Linked DNA regions of Homo sapiens: all the other regions are linked to region 1. Evidence: chromatin contacts called from ENCODE Hi-C or POLR2A ChIA-PET data. All regions are on one chromosome and are shown on one strand. The core of a region is the stretch at or near the end of the contact, and the rest is flanking DNA. Distances in the headings are between cores, read along the strand shown.

Evidence for each region. Hi-C counts contacts between places; a loop is a spot of excess contacts on that map. ChIA-PET counts read pairs that join two places held with the same protein, here RNA polymerase II (POLR2A). Pooled maps may share reads with other maps.
Region 2: a map of head of caudate nucleus shows a loop between it and region 1 (2.2-fold over the local background). The contact joins the enhancer-like site here to the promoter of EDC3 in region 1. A Hi-C loop is called at or near these places in 11 of 168 maps with a recorded cell type or tissue (Caco-2, Calu3, IMR-90 and 7 more) and 13 of 50 pooled maps. POLR2A ChIA-PET finds 5 or more read pairs at or near these places in 9 of 52 experiments (A673, AG04450, CD4-positive, alpha-beta T cell and 6 more).
Region 3: a pooled map shows a loop between it and region 1 (6-fold over the local background). The contact joins the enhancer-like site here to the promoter of EDC3 in region 1. A Hi-C loop is called at or near these places in 9 of 50 pooled maps. POLR2A ChIA-PET finds 5 or more read pairs at or near these places in 4 of 52 experiments (CD4-positive, alpha-beta memory T cell, activated T-cell and naive thymus-derived CD4-positive, alpha-beta T cell).

What each region holds. Positions count from the first base shown.
Region 1 is chr15:74,694,576-74,697,275 of GRCh38, reverse strand. EDC3 (enhancer of mRNA decapping 3) reads left to right here and starts at 1,252. Exons shown (of 7, transcript NM_025083.5): 1 at 1,252-1,396. RefSeq lists an enhancer at 1,203-1,292.
Region 2 is chr15:74,629,339-74,632,038 of GRCh38, reverse strand. CLK3 (CDC like kinase 3) reads right to left here. Exons shown (of 13, transcript NM_001130028.2): 13 at 1,838-2,332. The coding sequence ends at 2,156. EDC3 (enhancer of mRNA decapping 3) reads left to right here. Exons shown (of 7, transcript NM_025083.5): 7 at 1-1,481. Among named protein-coding and RNA genes, the nearest start is that of CLK3, 15 kb to the right of the region's middle. RefSeq lists enhancers at 1-8, 2,214-2,700. Within about 2 kb of position 1,443, at least 3 of the 41 ENCODE cell types and tissues checked have a DNase peak (open chromatin) inside an H3K27ac peak, as active enhancers do; they include OCI-LY7, where a contact is called at or near this core.
Region 3 is chr15:74,798,838-74,801,537 of GRCh38, reverse strand. CSK (C-terminal Src kinase) reads right to left here. Exons shown (of 13, transcript NM_004383.3): 4 at 2,600-2,700; 5 at 2,047-2,266; 6 at 1,033-1,126; 7 at 792-857; 8 at 616-715; 9 at 436-526; 10 at 1-16. Among named protein-coding and RNA genes, the nearest start is that of MIR4513, 11 kb to the right of the region's middle. RefSeq lists enhancers at 7-856, 1,036-1,330, 1,335-1,454, 857-1,708, 1,984-2,700 and 1 more. Within about 2 kb of position 1,262, at least 20 of the 41 ENCODE cell types and tissues checked have a DNase peak (open chromatin) inside an H3K27ac peak, as active enhancers do.

The sequences.
Region 1 (2,700 bases), core at 3-2,502:
ACTGTATGATTCCAACTATATGGGATTCTGGAAAAGGCAAAACTATGGAGACAGTAAAAGGAGCAGTGGTTGCCAGTGGTTAGGGGACTGAGAAGGATAAATAGGCAGAGGACAGAGGATTTTCAGGGCAGTGAAACTATCGTGTATGATACCATAATGGTGGATACATGTCATTACATATATGTCAAAACCCACAGAATGTGCAACACCGAGAGTAAACTCTAATGTAAACTATGGACTCTGGGTGATAATGATGTGTCAAAGTTGGGTAATCAATTGTTACCAAATGTACCACTGTAGCACAAGATGTCCATGAGGGGACAAGTTGTGTATGTGCCTGTGTGTACAGGGGATATATGGGAACTCTGTACTTTCTGTTCAGTTTTGCCCTGAACCAAAAACTGCTCTATAAGTGTTCATTAATAACAGTAATTTTAAAAGACAAGGACCCCTTCTGACCTAGGGAATCTCTGGTGATGGAGGGGGAAGGGTGAAGCAGTCCCCTAGAAAGTGTAGATTTTACAAAGTTCTTCAACTGATTTTGTAGAGCTAGGTTTGGAACTGCTACCCTACTCTATGCTATTCGCCCAAGTAGTGGTTCCCAAACCAGGTGTCAGGCTTCAAGGCTGTGCAATATTCCTCATTACACGGTCTTGGCCCTAAACGCATGCTTTCCCGTCTCCCCACAAATCAAGACTCTAAAATGCCAGGGGTAGAAGAGCGGCACTTTCCTGTGTACTGAGTATGGGGGAAGGGAGAGCAGTCAAGCACGGACTGGCTGATTTTAACCCCCAAAAGGGCTGAAGCTGATACGCTTTGAAGATCGACCACGGCAGGAATATCTTGTTTTCTTTAATCCATCAGGGGGTTGTCGCACTTATTAAGTCCCACAGCTGCAGTTTAGCACGGAGGGGCTGTCACGTCACCAGGCCTCCCTGAAAGTCCTCCGCTCCAGCTCTGCGATTGGCGCTGGGGTAACAGGAGGGGAAGCGGGTGCTTTTCATCGAGCCTGCAAGAGGGGGGCCCAGGCATCGAGGCTGGGGAGTCGTGGGTAGAGCCCCGATTCCAGCCAAGACGCCACAGGACATAAGTAAGCGTGGAGGGCAAAATGACTACCCAAGCGCAATTCTGTAAGGCCGAAGGGACGTTCTTCCAACCTCTTAAATTTCCCGGGTGCCACGCCCCTCAATTGACGGCCCTGGATTCCAAGGTGTCGCGCCGGAAGTGACCTCACGGTGGTGGCGTGGAGACGTGGGGGCGCTTCCGGCAGCGGCGGCGGTGGTGAAGGCCGATGCTGTGGGGGTGGGCGTGGAGAGAATTCTTCTGTGGGTCCTCTGGTGTTGAGTGGTCGGCTTGGTGTGGTGTGCGGAGGAGCTCCAGGCCCGTCGGCGCGGAGGTGGGAGCGAAGGGAGGCTACTGGTTTGTGGACGGTCGTGGGAGGGGGCTGCCGGGGTTGCTTTAGGCTTCAGAGTTCCAGGCCTCGTAGACCTTTATAGAGGCAGGCAGGCAGGCAAGAGCTGGGGGCTTCATCGGATGAGCAGGGGACCACGTACTACGGGCGGCCCCAGGAGTTTGGTTTGAGGTGGAAGGCTGAGGACTGCAGGATTCTAAATAGTATGGGGATTGTGTGGGGAGTGAGGCATTAGCTGCTTGGGCCCTTAGTCCAGCCTTGTTGGTGGCTGCTGCAGTTCTTTGGCTCACTCACTCTGTTCTTCGTGCCTCAGTTTCCCTTTGCATAATGAGATACGGTGGCAGAGAAGAACGCCAGTGCCACATCCATGACTGATAGCTTGAGGACGGAGATGAACTGGAGGGTAGAAAAAGAGGATGCCTGAGAAATTTATACCTACCAGGTCACATCTTCGAATCCCAGGAAGTTATCCCTGGATTCATTTCTGCCTTTGATGCAAGTCTGTGGTTCTTTTCAGTACACTTTGTGTGATATTGATTGTATGTATCAATACTTGACTTGCTGAGTGGTTAAAGTGTTTTGGTTTGTGGGAGGCATAGTCCTTGTTGGCTTGGTCAGTTAATTTTCAGTTAATCTCCCAATAGCAATTGCTTCGCCTAACTCTTCAATTGGGAGATTAGTTGAAAATCAACTGACCAAGCCAACAGTCTTCTCCTGTGGTTACAGGTGAGGAACTCGCGACCCAGAATGGTTTTTCTTCTCTTCCTTCGCCACAGACCAAACCGATTTCAGTCTGCTGTCTCAAATACAGGTCTTCACCCCACCAAAACAGAAATGGCTGTCTCCAAGCAGTTTAGTATTTCAACTGGACACCCAGATGGATCCTAATCTTTTTTTTTTTTTTTAATGAATGGCAGATTACGTGTACTGAGCACAAAATCCTCTTAGCTAGTTTCTCTGTATGATGTAAAAACATGACATTTTGTTTATTACCAATTTCTTGGTAGAGCCTCCTTGGCATAGGGCTGTGGGGCTAGAAAAGTGTCTCAAAATTTTTTACCTGTGACCCACAGTTAGATATATTATACATCATGACTTATTGTGCCCCTGCACACTCAGTGTGTACACACACACACACACCAATGAAAAGTTTACTTACCCTTTCTACAGAAGATGCACTCTAAAAAAATATTGGTTGCAACTCACTAAATTGAGTCTGACCCCTAATAGGTCATGACGTATAGTTTGAAAAATATTAAGGCCGGGCACTGTGGCTCACGCCAGTAATC
Region 2 (2,700 bases), core at 194-2,693, 65 kb after region 1:
TGAGCTGATCCAAGTTTTATGCTGATTTTTCCAAGGATCTCTCCCTCCTTTTCCCTCCATCACTCAGAGGTAGGGAAGGGGGCGGCATTAGGATGGTGTTACTGTATTGGGATTTTATGTTGTTCTGTCGTCTTCAGCACAGGTAGTATAAGGTTATATTACTGTAGAACCACAGTGCCCATCTTGCCAGCAGTGCCCGCCCCCACCCTCAAAGCTGAGCAGGTTGAGCCTTTGCCTAGTCTGGGGCCAGACCCCTCAGATGGGGATATCCCTGGGGGAGCCTGGTGCTGAACCAGAAGAGGCTTCCTGGTGCTTCTGTCCTAGGCCACCACTCCTCCAGCCCTTTGCCCGCACATACATGCCCCACCTACTCTTTCATCCCCTCTGCCCTTCCCCTGAAACGGTCCTTTGCAGCTGTCATCCCAGAGCAGGCAGATGGGCTCCCGTGCTTGAGCTCCACCCCAGCTCTTACATCATCTGGGCTTTGAACCTTTTACATTTGTCCAGTCTAGATGAGTAGGCTTGGGGCCAGCACCCTGTCTCAAAGATGGCAAAATGAGGCTAGTTCTGGATGAGCTAGCTGGTGTGGGTTCCAACCATAGGAACACACTGATGCTCAAATCCTAAGGTGCCAAGCTCTAGGCCCTGGAGGCTGGTAGAACAGGATCTATGCCTGGAATCCTGGCAGGGATTCCTGTCAAGGACTTGTGTTTAAGCCTGCTTCAGGGCTTCAGGCTGCTTCTGCTCTGTGTCTGCCCAGGCTGGCTGAGCGGGTGGATGGGTGGACAGAAGGGCTCACCAAGGATTGTGGACATAGGGTAGGCCCTGGTACCACGGGTTTCAGGCTGTTATCACTTCCCTTGTAGGAACATAGCCAGAAGCAGATGAGCCAGGGTAGAGGGCTGGCCCCTCCTCTCATCTTCCCTTCAGTCTTAAATTGTCTCCAGCGATGGGAAGAGGCCAGGGACTGTAACCCTTGTGCTGTGTATTCTCTGAGCCTCTGCTCACTCTCAGGGCCAAGCAGCTCCCAAGCCGGGGCCCTCTCTTGGCCAAAATCTGAGGAGCAGTCTAGGTTACAGGCTTTTTGGTAGGTAGGTTCTGGCTGCCTGTTAATGCAGTTAGGCCCCCTGATTAGGTACAGTGAGAAACAAGCTAGAACAACCCTGGCCCAGAAGACTGTCCACTCCAGCAAGATCCAGGGATGATAGCCTTGCAGGGCCACTGGGAGTTTGTGCCCAAGCTTCTCCCTCTTCTCTCCCCAGGGGGCACTGGGACTGGTCCCTGCCCTCATCCTTAGCCTGGGCCTTCCCCAGAGGTATTAAAGAGAAGTATGATTCCTCTGTCTTCAGTTCTTTTCAGGGGCATCCTGCCCATAGTACCCAGTTCCCAAGGGGCCCCCAGTCACGTGGTGAAGCCTAGCACTCATGCAGCTCTTAGGGAACCAAAAACCAGCACTGAAATAAAGCTGAATGACTGACTGAGTCCTGTGCCGTGTGACTTGCTCTGTAGGCTGTCATGAGGTGCTGTCTGTCCCAGCCTAGGAACCCGCCCCACTCGTCTCCTGCCCTCAGCAGGCCATAGTTGTTGGGCACATACAGCCTAAAGTCCTGGCCAGTAATGGGACTGGCAGGCTGTGGAAAACCAGACCCCACCTGGCTAGCCACGGTGGGCTGATTCCCTTAGGTTCTCTGGGGCTGAGAGGTACAGAAGCCAGCAGGGCAGAGGTGCCATCTAGGACTGCTCAGCAGCCTGGGCCCAGAGGATGTCCCCAATTCTGGTCTTACCCCTGCCTAGCTCTTCTGTGCCTGGCCCAGTTCACACTTAGCTCTCCACAAGCTGAACTGCTAAGAAAGACTTTATTAATAAGGTCAGGTAAGGGGAAGGCAAGGAGCCTGGAGATGGACACACTGGTACCAGGGGTTACAAACAGTAAGAAACACTTTATTATAACTTTATAACATATAAATAGCTTGGGTCAAATCTGTGCTTTCTGGCAGCTGGGCACCAAGTCTGCTCCCCTGCAGGCTCCTGCCTTCCTTCACATTGCACTGTTCATTGGGTGGCTCTGGCCTGGGGCCTGGCGGTCGAGGCTGGAGTCAAGGGGCTGGGCGGCCCAGTCCCGCCCTCCATCTCCTCATGCGGTGGCCTGTGCCTGTCATCTGCTTGGGTTGCGGCTGGTGTGGAAGGACCGCTCCTCAGGGGTCAGGCCAGCAAAGAAGGGGTGCAGCAGGGCCTCGGCCAGTGTGATGCGCTGGGCAGGGTCAAATTCTAACATCCTCCTCATCAGGTCAAACAGCTGCACGTGCTCCAGGGAGTCTTGGAGCATGTAACTCTGCTCAGGGACACAAGGTGCCTCAGTGTGACGGCAGGGTCGTGGGAAGCCACAGCAGGTCCCCTTGCCTCTGGGACGCCTTGCTGGACTGGATCGAGGAGGCAGTGATGCCTCCTTGGAGGACTCTACTTCCGCCCTCCTGGACAATGAGCAGCTCCTTTCCTTTCATGCCTGTTTAACGTTTTGCTCGGAACTTGCCAGGCTACTAGGTGTCTTGCTGGGTTGATGCCTCTGCCCCCACATGCAAAGTCCTGACAGGTGGGTAGAGATCACCTCTGCGAAATTCACTTGTCCGAGCACCAAATGCAGTTGACAGAGGCTTCCTGGCCATGTCTAGGTCTTCCCTCCCCCTCACCTCAGTCCTGCCT
Region 3 (2,700 bases), core at 13-2,512, 100 kb before region 1:
AGTCCACAAGGCTCCCCTGGGGGCAGGAAGGACAGACCAGGCCGAGGTCAGACGTGCCCTGCAGCCCTCTCACACAGCACGCTGGGGCCGGGTGGGTGTTGACACTCCAGGGAGGTGTGAGACAGGGAAGGAGTGGGGAGGGGCCAGAACATCCATGCCGGACACTGCTCTGTGTTATTCATGCCTTATCCCTTGACTCTCACAAATCTCTAAGTTGTTATTATCTCCATTTCCCAGATGTGATGCTGAGGCTTGGAGGTGACATGATTTGTCCAATGTTACAGTCAATGAATGGTAAACCAGGACAAAAGCCCAGCCCTGGTGACCTAAAAGCTCACTTGGGGTCGGGGGACTGAGGGAGCAGGGGCCCTAGAGCACAGTGGGGGTTTCGGGGCAGTTGGAAGGCCTGAGTGCCGGGTCTCGGCAGGTGCCCACCTTGGCCATGTACTCAGTGACGATGTAGAGCCCGCCCTTCTCCTCCACGATCACGCCCAGGAGCTGCACCAGGTTGCTATGCCGCAGTTGCCTGGGGCAGGACGAGAGTGGTCAGAAAGGGGAAGCTGGTGCCTCACTCCTAACCTAGGCCAACCTCCCCCCTACCCCGCCCCCACTCACGTCATGACTGAGGCTTCAGCCAGGAAGGCCTGGGCAGTGGCGTCGTTCTTAATGCACTTGACGGCGACTTTGTTCCCTCGGTAATCGCCCAGCATCACGTCTGGGGGCAGAGAGGTGGTCTTGTTCCCAAGTTCGGAGTCCCTCAGAACCCCCCCAGGGGGCCCGGCCCAGCTCACCTCCGAACTCCCCCTTCCCGATGGTCTGCAGCAGCTTCAGCTCCTTCATGTTCAGGGCCCAGCCGCCTGTGGGGAGGGGCCAGTGAGGGCCTGGAGGCCACTAGGGACATGGCTGGGATGACAGAGGCTGACTGGACTATCAGGCACTGGGGTTCTCTGGAGGTTCCTGGATGGGGCAGTGCCAGGAAGCCTGCGTGGGAGGAGGTGGGTGGGCAAGAGGTCTGGGGTGGGGTGCACTCACTGCGGTAGAACTCATCCTGGGCCGCCACTGTGCCCTCCATGACCTTTGGTTTAATGAGGCGCGTACAGAGTCCATCTGCGTCTGAGGTGTAGTGCTGCAGGGTGTGGGGGGCAGGGTGCTCAGAGACAGCCCAAGGTGCCCCATATGCACCGTCCAGGCCTGACCACCAGAGGGCGGCAGAGGCCAGCCCCGCCTAGCCTGGAGTCACTGAGTGGGGAGGGCTCCCCATTTCTGGTAGGGCAGGGGTTAGGGAAGTCCCAGATTATGACGTATGGCCCATTTCCCATGCCACCCTACATGCGGTTGCTGGACACTCAGCTGCTGCTACCACTCTGGGCCCCATGGGTATCTGATGCAGAGGGCAACCCATGGCTCAGTCCTGAAACCAGCCTCTAGCCAGGAGTGCCCAGGACCCCACCCTCACCTGCCACAGGCCAAGCCAGGCCAGTAGGGGAGGGAGATAAGAGTGAATACAGAGGGACACGGGAGGCTTCCTGTGGCTACCGGATGCCAGGTGTGGCCTGGCCAGGGCTGGCAGAGCTGGCCTGGGAAGCTGCAGGGACCTGTGGGCATGTCCGTGCAGGTGCGAGAGCCTCAGGGGCCCTGGCGATCAAGGCGCATGGCTCATGTTTCTGCACACGCTTCTGAGCATGCAGGTCTGTGAGTGGCTGGAGGAAAGTTAGCTCTGGGATCAGACAGACTCAGATTCTAGTCCTGGCACCAAATTATATCTGTGGGACCTCAGGTGGGTCCCCTAACTGCTCTGAACCTTCAACTCCTGGTCTATAAAATGAGGATAAGGCTCCCCTCCTCATGGTGGCACTGTGGGGTCAGAGGTGAGTCCTGGCACGCAGCAGCTGCTCCACCAAGGTGTGAGGAAACAAGGGCTCACAGAAGTTGCCCCACATGGCTGGTCACCACGCAGAAGCAGTGGGGCTGGAGCTAGAAGCCAGGGCCCCAGATGGGTTTAGGGTGTGTGAGGGTGGGAGCAAGGCTCTGTACCCCCCAGCTCACCTCCACCAGCTGCATGAGGTTCTCAAAGTACACCTCCTCGTCGATGCTGAGCTTGCTGGCATGGTACATGATGCGGTAGTGCTCCACCTTGCCGTCGCAGCTCACGCACAGCGTGTAGTCTCCGGGGTAGTTGGTGCTCTCCCGCACCAGGAACAGGCCTGTCTCCGGCGGGTACAGAAGCCGCTCAGCCTGCTCCCGTGTGATCTTGCCGTGGAACCAACTGGGGAGCAGCAGGGCTGGAGGTCATGGTGGCCCAAAGGTACTGACCCTGGCTCCCCTTTCTGAAGGGGTTCCCTCTGCTTGGCACCCGTGGCTCGCACTCGCTCAGTCAGGCATTTGAGGCCCTCTTCTTCTGCTCCCTGTCCCTTCTTTGCCACCCTCCTGCCTCTGCCCCCAGCCCTGCTCTGTGAGGTCCCGCACCCGCACCCTGCACCTCCTCCTGAGGCCCTCCCCAACACCCAAGCCCCTCACTCTGGCCTCCCTGCTTGCTCCTGATGCTCCTTCAGGAGGACCAAGGCCCCTTCCCTCCCCAACCCCTCCTCGTGGTACTCACGGCATGAGGCTGAGTTTGGTACCCGCCTTCACGCCCTCCCGCTTCTGGACGTAGTTGGCTGGGATGATGCCCTCACGGCCCACCTTGTTTTTGGCTTTGTA